Linked DNA regions of Homo sapiens: region 2 is linked to region 1. Evidence: chromatin loops called from intact Hi-C (ENCODE). Cell type or tissue: heart left ventricle. All regions are shown on one strand. Each heading gives the region's core, and the rest is flanking DNA. Links, peaks and the distances in the headings are about the cores only.

Region 1 (5,384 bases), core at 235-5,234:
CACTGCAATCTCTGCCTTCCAGGTTCAAGCAATTCTCCTGCCTCAGCCTCCCGAGTAGCTGGGACTACTGGTGCGTGCCACCACACCTGGCTAATTTTTTGTATTTTTAGTAGAGATAGGGTTTCACCGTGTTAGCCAGGATGGTCTTGATCTCCTGACCTCGTGATCCACCTGCCTCGGCCTCCCAAAGTGCTGGGATTTCAGGCGTGAGCCACCATGCCCGGCCGGAACTGTTTTCTTAATAACATTTTCGGATTGTTCATTTGATCTTGTGTTTTAACCTTGTATCCTGCAACTTTCCTAAATTCATCCAGGCAGGTAGTTGTGAGCAACACGAGAAGAGCAAGAATATGCCTGGGATAAGGAAAAAATGAATTGAGTAGATCAGGACTATAATAATGGTTACCATGTACTGAATATGTTTTCAACAAGTCAGTACTTCCCATGCTGTAATATGTTCATGAATCTCCTGGAAATCTAGTTAAAATTCAGACTGCTATCACTGGGTTTGGGGTGGGCCTGGGATTCTGCCTAATAACTTCTTGGATTGTTAGTGGCTTTTATTTATTATTTTCAAGTTACAATAACTGCAAGCAAGATAATACTGTTCCCATTTTACAGATAAGAAAATGACCTCAGAAGTTGAGCTAGTAGCCCAGGTTCATTGAATAAGTGGCAGAACCAGGATTTGAACACAGTTCATTCTAATGCCAAAGCTGGACTCTTTCTACTCTACCACAATGGATATCTTGAGTAGAAGGAGGATAGTTGGAATGTGAACAGAATATGGATCACGAAAAAAGAAAGCTTTTCAATGTCAGAGTTGCTTCCTGGAATACATTTGAGTCTAATCTTTGAGGTTGCCTTGGAGAGCAGATCACCAAGGCCCTTGCTTTCCAGGGAGCTGAGCATGAAGGTGTGAGATTGGACTATCAGCTAGAAGTAAGATGAAAATACTAGACAGAATTCAAGATTGGAAGAAGTCTAGAAAGAATGGCTTACCTTCGATCAGGCTAGACTCCAGAACTAGACTCTGTATACTGCTTAGGTCTATACCTGAGATTACACCTATTGTTGACTTTTTCTGCATTCTAAACATGGGGTTAGACTGGATGTGATGTTGCCACTGAGTAACCAGAGAGGAAGAAATATATCAGTGAGCTAAAGGGCAGGGCTGTGATCCTGAGATCCTTCTGAGTAGAAAAATACCATGCTTCAATACTGTGATAACAACAGAAATAACCAATGGCTTAAACTCTGTACCCCCTACTCAGGATGGTCTTGAAATAGATGTCTAAAAGCTGTTCCCCTAAAAAGGCTATGGCAGATCCTGCTATTTAACTGGGGATGATGAATGGTATAGCATCAATACCATCCCTCAGAGGCCAGGGTAAGGGTTTAGGGATGTGGGTAAGGGTCTGGTCATATGTTTATCTGTGAAGGACTATGGATAGGTGACCAAATTCCTTTCCAGTACTTTTCAGCAGAATCTTTAGACTTCCATCACCTGAGTTAAAACACATGAGATTTTTTTTTGTCCTTAGCACCTTTTATTGAAATATGACCCTTGATGACAATCTGGCAGGCATATCTATGTCAGCCAAGAAGGGAGTGGTGGAGGACACAAATGCAGAAACAACAAGATTTGGAAAAAGAATAGCTTCACATGGGATAGATGACCCCCAACAGCTGTACAACCAACACTGGTTCTTCATCTATAGAAACTGTCCCCTGCCCCACCCCCCCAAAAAGATCTACTAATCTTCAAATAATATAATATGCTGTTGCAGAAATATTATTGGCATAGACGACTCCTCTGGCAAAGCTCCAAATGGGTGGAAGTGGCCAGAAATGGGCCCAGCTTCCTCCATCTGGGGCTTGCTACTGGCAGAGCAGCACTGTCAGGGAGGGTCGGGTTCAGGATGTGGCTCTGGTGTGCCTGGGCAGCTTTATGGCACATGAGGTTAAATGGAAAACAGAACCTGAACCTAACCTTGAAGGAGGCTTTTTATCTTTTCACCTCTCCTTTTCTTTGCTTCCAATTTCTTCCTTTCTAGGGCTTTATTTTCAGTGTCTCTGTCTTATTCTGTCAGATTCTACTTGGGCATTTACAGCTATATCCTGGTTGAGTCTCCAGCTGTGGGACTCAGGAAGATTCAATTATCCAGAGCCCTGGGAGGTGGCAGGAGGGGTTGGGGGGACATGTGATAGTAACTCATGCACTGACTTCTCTATCAGCCATCATGCTTGCCTATTACCCATGGGGGCCTGTATAAGTATTTGACGGGAGACAGCAGAAGTTAAGACTGATAACTGTCTTTGGGGATCTCCCTTGGCCTGCCTTCCAAACTGCTACTCACTGGCAGGCCTTGGAGGAGGGCTGAGCCCAGGAACTGAGAACAGGGGAGAGAGACTGCATCTCAAGTAATACTGGCAGTGTTGCAGCACCGTCACACACAATGAGACTGCCCTGGCAGGAGTGTGGCACGCCAGTGTCTGTTTAGCAGTTCACCTTTATCTACCAAGCTTCACTGCTAGATATACTTTTGGGGTTATTTTTTAAATGCTTTGGCAACTTTCCCTCCATGTGAAAATGAGCATCCTTGTGTTCTGATTCTAACTCTAGAAACTAATTTGAGATGGGATTAAGAACAAAAATAACAGAGTTAATAGTATTTTTGGTGTCATAAACTTAAGGTACAACCAATCACATGCTGACTAGAAAAACTCAAGACTATGGCCATAGTGTCCAGGTAAGTGACCGTTCTTTTCCCTAGGCCCATATTCCCAAAAAGGTGCTCTAGCCCACAAATTCTGAGAATGATGAAACATATCAGCCTCATCCTCCCAATACAGGACATCTCAATTTGCTCATTGTTTGTCCTAGAGCCTGCTCAGAAGAAAAGATGACAACTATGGCCTCCATTGAAAGCACTCCCCTACCTTCTCAATCTTGGCTGGCTTGTGTAAGCCTAGCCCCTGCAAGCCACCAGCCTTCCTGAATAAAGTAGAATCTTCCACTGGAGGGGAGAATGGCAGGGTTGCCATTCTAACAGTGTTTCTGGCAGCAGTACTAAGAGCAAACCCAGAGCTCCACAGAAAGGCTTACCCCACCCCCTACCCCAGGACACCCTGCTGGCCAAGATTCTCCCATTGTTTTCAAATACAATGAAGAGGAAATGGAAGCTAGTGACAAGTATTTGTAACAGCAGCAAAAGTTCCTTGGCAAATTCTTTGGTTGAATGAGACATCCCTGCTGCTACAGTTGACCTTCAAGGACCCTGAGGAACTCAGCAGTAACTAGAAGAGATGCCAGGCCTTGGCTGGGTTGTGTGATACCAAGGATTGGCCCCAGTTAGTGAGGAACAGGGAGCTAAGCTGGATAACAGGGCAGCATTTGGCCATAACCCCCTTCTTGCCATCGTCCACCTGAGGGCTGCTTTTCCAGCATAGAAACTAGCTACTGGTGTCAGGGCCTTGGCAACAGCAGCAGTTTTAGTTGTTTGTATGCCTAAGATCCTGGCTGGGTCTTCAATTGCTCTGGGGAGCTGGCTCTGGCTGGAGCTCCCAGCTACCTTGAGTTTTGGTTCCCTTGAGCCAGGCCACAGGCTGAGAAAGCAATGGTTAGAGGAGTTCCTTCTGAGCTCACCTCTACTGATCCCATAGCTTGGAGATGGTAGAGAAATGACTGAACCTTTCTCCATTTCAGGAGATTTCTTTGGTTTCAAAAAGAAATCAGTAAGAAAAACTTAAACCCTGCTGGGGAATGCTAAACTCAAGTCACTTAGACTTTAAGGGAAGCACAAGGCCAGGCCACAGTAGGGAGGCTCTGAGTTCAAGGGGAAAACTCCTTCCTAGACATCGGTAGCTATGGTGGGAACAATTCAACGCCTTGGCACTTGCTTACCTAGCCACGGTGGATTCAGGCTGATCTGCAGAAAATGCTTTCCTTCTGGGCTAACTTTTCCCTCTCCAACTTCCCTCTTCTCGCCTTATTAGTTAAAAAAGAAAAAAATAATCAAAACATAAAAATAAATAAAATCAAAAGGCCATTTAAAATATAACAATAAGAACCCCCTCCCCCAATAATGAAACCTACATCTAGAAGTCAGTTTTAGTAGAGCTATTAATGGCCCATATGGTGAAGCCCTGGGGTAGGCACCTGCGGTAACCCCCAGCAATGTAAAGGAAAGATGAAACAAGAGGTGGTAGGACCAAAGTCTTAGGACAGGAAGAGGGTCACACTAGCCAGGGCTAAGAGTAGGCCTCTTCCCCTGAACTTGCTGCTGGGAAAGGTAAGGGTAGAGCCTATTTAAACCTGGTTCCTTCCTAAGGGGCACCTGGGGGTACTCAACCTTTGCTTGCATTTTTTTCAGTGTAATTCCTCCCTCTGTGCTTTCCCCTGCAAAGCTTGGGTGAGGCCCTGAAACTGGTGCCAGGTGAATGCCCTCAAGGCAGCCAGCTCTCTGTGAGAAATGGCTGGCCACAAGCCCTGGGGCAGAGTAGAGCTGCAAGGCAGATTCCCTCTGAGCCTTTAGAGGCTGTTGATGATATGGGTGGGTGATGAGTACTTGATGTCTTTGGTGTCCTAGTACAAAGCAGAATGAAGGCACTTCCTTGGTTCTCTGTGCAGCAAGTACTTGCCCTTGGCAACTGTGGGAAGGAGAGTGTGGTTCTAAGATCACACCTTGCTGCAGCTCCCTTGGGTAGAAGCTTGTGGCTTCCCCAGGGTCTCCTAGCTGGTTAGGACCACTGCTAGGGAAGGGGTAGTGAGAGACATCCAGGGTAGAGGGCTGGAACAAACTGCTAATTGCTATCTACTTGCTGAGAAACTGCTAACAAAGAAGATTGAAAGCACTTCCCACATGGCTGGGCAGGGATGCTGTGGCAGAGTGCTGGTAGAATTAGAAATTGCTGGGCCCCAGGAGTAGACTCTCCCTGAGACATTTGAGTTGCTCTTCCCCGAGCTTGATCTTCTCCTCCAGCTCTCGCTGTTCAATGATGAGAGCAGATTTCATCTTGACAAAGTGCTGGTAATCTTGGAGCTGGTCCTGAGGCAGGTAGCGGGAGACCATGCCAAACACCAACTTCTCCCGGCGGTCCACGTGCTCCTTCAGCTCCTTGGCATCTGCCAACTGCCCCGTCAGCTGCTGCTTCTTCTCTATCAGTACCAACTGGGGAAGCAGAGGACCAAGTAAGGGCTCTCTCAATTACCAGGCATCTGTCCAACAGTGCTGCCTAGCAGTACTCCACCAGAGATGCTGCCACAAAGCAGCTATACATTCTGCTAATTAGTCAGTCCTAGATTTTCTGCCCTGAAGTCTACCTCCATGCAAAAGCCTTTGTTTCCTGTAGCAGGAGGGTAAACATGACAACAATTCTGG
Region 2 (5,384 bases), core at 107-5,106, 81 kb after region 1:
ACCATGCCAAAAGATCTAACATTCATAGTACTGAAGTACTAGAAGGAGAGAAGCAGAGCAAGACTAAAAATATACTTGAACAAATAATACCTAAAACTTCCCCAAATTTGGCAAAAGACATAAACCTGAAGATTCAAGAAGGTAAGAAAATCCCAACAGGATAAACCCAAAGAAATTCATACCAAGACACATCTTAGTCAAAAGTCTGAAAGCTAAAGACAAACAAAAAAATCTTGAAAGCAGAGAGAAAGAAGTGACACATTACTGATATGTGAAAAATAATTTGAATGACATCATATTTCTCATCAGAAATCAATGGAGCCAGAGGAAGTGGCACAATATTTTTTTCAACTACTGAAAGAAAAGAACTTTCAATCCAGAATCCTATGTCAAGAGAAAATATCCTTCAGGAATGAAGGAGTCATCAGGACATTCTCAGATGAGGCAAAACTAACAGCATTCACCACTGGTGGACCTATTTTAAAAGTACGGCTAAAGGAAGTTCTGTAAATGGAAAGGAAATGACAAAAGAAGGATTCCTGGAATATTAGGAAAGAAGAAATGACATAGAAAATATGTATGTATGTATATGGGTAAATAAAATAGATTTCCTTTTTCTCTTGAATTATCTAAGTTATGTTTGATGGTGAAAGCAAAAATTATAACATTGTCTGATGTGGTTCTAAATGTATGTAAAGGAAATATTTAAGATAATTTTATTGTAAAAAGAGAAGCATAAAGAGATGTAAAGAAAGGTAAAGTTACTATACTTCAAACTGGTAAAATGACAATATCAATAAACTGTGATACATGATGTATATCTAATACCTATAGCAACCACTAAAAAATCAATATGAAGAGATATACTCAAAATCTCTAAAGATAAATCAAAATGGGATTCTAATTAATGTTTAAGTAACCTACTGTAAGGCAGAGAAAAAAGAAAGTAAAGAAAGTAAAAAAGAGAACAAAGAGAAAACAAAACAAGATTTAAGCCCTAACATATTAATAAGTATGTGAAATGTAAGTGGTCTAAACACATCAATGAAAAGACAGAGACTGGCAGAGTGCATAAAAACACATGATTCAACTATATGCTGTCAACAGTAATTCACTTCAAATAATATAAGCAGGTTGAAAGTACAAAGACAAAAAATATACTATGTAGATGTGAATGAAAGGAAAGAGAGAATGGCTATATTAATAGCAGATAAAGTAAGCAACCAAAGAAATAAATGGCATTCAGATTTGGAAAGGATAAAATAAAACTGTCGCTTTTTGGAGATAACATATGTTGAAAATCCCAAAGAATCTAAAACTAACAAAATCAATCAGTCAAACAAACAAAACAAGTTCAGCAAGTACGAAGCATACAAGATCAACATACCAAAAGCAATCACATTTCTGTATACAAATAATAGACATGTGAAAACAAATAAAAAACAATACCATTTACAGTTGCTGCAAAAAAATGAAATGCTTAGATGTAAATCTAACAGAACATGTATAGGGTATGCATGCTAAAAACCACATAATGCTGAAAAAAGAAAAAAATCCAAATGAATAGGAAGACACACTGTGTTCATGGATTAGAAGACGCAATATAGTAAACATGTTAATCCTCTCTAAATGTTTATACATATTTAATGCAGTTCCTATCAAAATCTCATCAAGATATTTTCTTGATATAGACACAATTGTTCCAGAAAGGCAGAGCAACTAGGATAAAGCAATTGTGAAAAAGAAGAATAAAGTAAGAATCAATATACCCAATTTCAAGACTTTGATAACTATAGCAGTCAAGACTGTATGGTATTGGTAGAGGGTCAGACACATATATCAATGGAATCGAATAGAAAACACAGAAATAGGCCCACACAAATATGCCAAACTTATTTTTGACAAAGTTGCAAAAGCAATTCAATGGAAAAAAAGATAGCCTTTTCAACATATGGTGCTGTAACAATGAGACAACAACAGGCCTAAAAACAAACCTCGACCTAAGTCTGATACTTAAACATGCACACAAAACCTCAGAATGGATCATAGACTTAATGTAGAGGTAATGTAAATGTAAAACTATAAATATTTTAGAAAAAAATAGGAGAAAAAATTTGGGATCTAGGACATTGAAAATAGTTTTTAGACTTGACACCAAAAGTATATATTAATTCATCAAAGGAAAAACCGATAAATTGGATTTGAGTTACATCATTCATTCCTTCATTAATTGTTAACATAGACTATCATGTTGTGGATACTGAGACTTTACAGATAATTAAAATGCAGCCCCTGTCTTCAAGGAAATCATAGTTTAGTAGAGAAAAGCAATATCTAAACTAACAGTTATGATGAGATGTGGTTAAGTGCACAGAGGACGGAGCTCTCCTGTAGGGATGAGGAACAGTTTGTAATACATAGCAGAAACCTTTAACAATGAGCAGAGACTTAGCAGGTAAAGGAGTGGGACACTATTCTAAGCAAAGAGAACAGTATCTGCAAAGGCAGAGACATGAGAGGACACTGTATTCAGGGAACGGTTAATATGTTCAAGGAGGCTAAATGTATGAGATTTGTCCATACGTTGTCATCATTTAGAGAGGGGAACAACACACACTGGGGCCTTTTGGAAGGTGGAGGGTGGGAGGAGGGAGAGATCAACAAAAATAACTAATGAGTACTAGGCTTAATATCTAGGTGATGAAATAATCTGTATAACAAACCCCCATGACACAAGTTTACCTATTAACTCTTTACCTATGTAACAAACCTTCACTTGTACCCCTGAACTTACAATAAAAGTTTTGAAAAATGAGATTTGAATGAATACATATCTGAGGTAGAACCAACAGGATTTGGTAACTGATTTGATAAAGGTGAAGTGGGTAGCTGAGAGAAGAGGGGATCAAGATGCTTCTTGAATTCCTACTTTAAAGGACTAGGACCATTAAATGTGATCAGGAACAGGAAAGGAGGAGAGGGCATTCTTGTTTCTGGATGGGGGGAAAGTATTAAAACATATTGAGTTTGAGGTACCTGTGTTTCTTGGCAAAAATGTCCTCCAGACAACTGGAAATATGAAGTTAGTATTGAGAAAATAGTTCTGGACTAGAGATGTAAATGTGTGAGGCATCAGTATTCAAATAGTTGATGCTATAGTAGTAAATTATGTTACATACTGAAAGGGCACACTGAGAAGCTGGGTGTCTGAGAGACAAAAAAAAATTGATAGAGCAAAGTCCAATGTTCCTTTTTGACTATTTGCCATTCGGTCTTCACAAAACTAGTTTAGATTCCCCTCAATGCATTAACATTTAGAGAACTCTGGCTTGAATAAGACAAAGAGATGAAAAGGCTGCCATTTCTCAGCCATTGCTGCCAACTCCCTTCTCTTCTATCTCCACATAGCATCTCTGGGGAGGTAAGGATCTGCTGAAGTCAGTAAAGAAAATTCCATAGCTTTCTTTGGTGATTTATTACTGACTGCAGAAAGTGATTTAGTTCTCTAGAAGACCTAGCTAAAATCCTTCCTGCTACAAATGATACTGTTTCTTCATGTGCTGTCTTAATGGAAAAAGAAGACAGTTAGATACCCTATTGTGTGTATCATGGAATTATGTTTTCCAGTCTGGACAGCATGGGGAAGTAGATTTTTCAAGACAAATAAAGTGGCTGATGGGAGGCCCTAGGGTTGACAGGGAAAAAGATGTGGATAAGATTATGGGATTCAATTCCTGGTATTCTAGAAAAGTAGTTTTTTTTTTTTCTAGTCCTTGAAAGCAGTTATTAAATCACTTCTTCTTGTCTTACAAAACAAATATATGAAGAATCAAATACACAGCTTATTTATTTTGCAAGGCAAAACTCCCCTATGGACATTAAATTGGCTGTGAAATGAGTTAAGTCGGCAATTTTGCTTTGGTTTTGTTTTGTTTTTGTGTTTGAAACCATCCATGGCAAGTGGCTATTTCTAAGGGCTTGAAAATTTTATCTTCTCTGGGTTGAATAATCTTGATTCTTTCACAAAGCCTTCACTTGAATGACTTTTCTATCCATTAATTATTTTATATCACTTCCTTGATTGCTCACCAAATTCTTTGTACCCATCTTTAGCTATTATGATAGGATCACTTTAACTCTCTGATCAAAAACTGCGTTTAAATATTGTTCAAAACATTCTGTTCTGTGCAAGGGATATAAGCCCTTGAAAAAAACATTTCAGAGAAAAAAAAAGTGTCAGGCCCTGTTGTTAAAGGAAGTGAGCTGTACCGGAATATTAATCAAGTCCAGTTATTGTATCCAAATTAAACTGGTGTCTCTTAATTCCAGCTTGAAAAGCAGCAAAGTGGAAGGAAGAAAAGTAATGCAAAGGATAAAAATAGAAAATATTTCCTGCTTAAAGAAAGAGAGAAACGGGATTTTTACATACATAGTGGCATCACTTCCTTAATGAAGCTATTCCCTTTTCTATAAATTCTGTCTGGTGTGGAAGGACAAAGAATGGTGGAAGGAAATCTGAAAGCAAAGATGTTGAACAGGTAAAGTTGGAGTTTCCCACTAGTTAGCTCCAATAGTCAAGGCTAGGGGAACATATCAATGGCCAACACAGTATGAATTATAGTTAATCCCTGAGAATGGCAGACTTGAGTATTTTGGATACTAAGGGAGGCCCAAGGATGAAAACATGCTTCTAGAGAACATTTTCATTTTATTTGAATTTAAATTAAGATTTGGGATGAGCTGATAAAAGGCAAAGTGAAGGAGTATCATACCTGGTAGTGCCTTAGCTGTTTATTGTTTTTAAAAATTGTTCTACAATTGCCAGTGGTTTTGGTTAATGTCAATCTAAGATATCTCAACACCGATATCTAGGATTTTTAATAGACAAAAGGCATAATTTTCTCTCTTCCTAATGTGGTAAAACATAAAGTTTGATTTGACTGGTGAGATTGAGTCTAGAAAAATAAAGGGGAAAAGACAGCTAATACTTCTAAAGATGCTAAATTCTAAGTATCTGCATGCTCTCATTTCATCCTCAGTAGAAATCAGTGAAAAAGAGGTGAGAAAATGGACCCAGAGATATTAAGGCAGACGTCCAACTTATCAGTCCACTGCTAATCTTATACTGGTGGTCCTAGGTGTTCTTCCCAAAGTGACATTCATGCATTCATTCATTGACTATTTGTTTATTCATCAAATACTGTATTCCAGGCTCTGAAGCCACGTCCTGGAGATTAATGGTGAAAAACACAAGGCCTAGCTTTATGGAAACTTATTGGTTCCTGACCAATTCTCCAAGTTTTAGGTAAGTCTGAGTTCTAAGTCAACCTATTGACTTCCCATTCTACATTCTGTTATCTGCCTAATCAGTGGGTATTCTTTTG

Evidence for each region. A loop is a pair of places that touch in the nucleus more often than their neighbours do. Peaks named below come from ENCODE experiments on the same cell type or tissue, not always from the same donor. Only the 100,000 strongest peaks of a DNase experiment are listed, where the experiment ranks them.
Region 2: it touches region 1 in a loop (2.6-fold over the local background); 11 of 110 quality-filtered maps call a loop at or near these places.

What each region holds. Positions count from the first base shown.
Region 1 is chrX:50,591,791-50,597,174 of GRCh38, forward strand. SHROOM4 (shroom family member 4) reads right to left here. Exons shown (of 9, transcript NM_020717.5): 9 at 1-5,174. The coding sequence ends at 4,905. Among named protein-coding and RNA genes, the nearest start is that of DGKK, 120 kb to the left of the region's middle. In heart left ventricle, for the core only: no CTCF peak of the experiment used is centred there; no DNase peak of the experiment used is centred there; H3K27ac peaks cover 1,296 bases.
Region 2 is chrX:50,672,543-50,677,926 of GRCh38, forward strand. The region is part of intron 2 of SHROOM4 (shroom family member 4); the gene reads right to left. Among named protein-coding and RNA genes, the nearest start is that of SHROOM4, 140 kb to the right of the region's middle. In heart left ventricle, for the core only: no CTCF peak of the experiment used is centred there; no DNase peak of the experiment used is centred there; H3K27ac peaks cover 185 bases.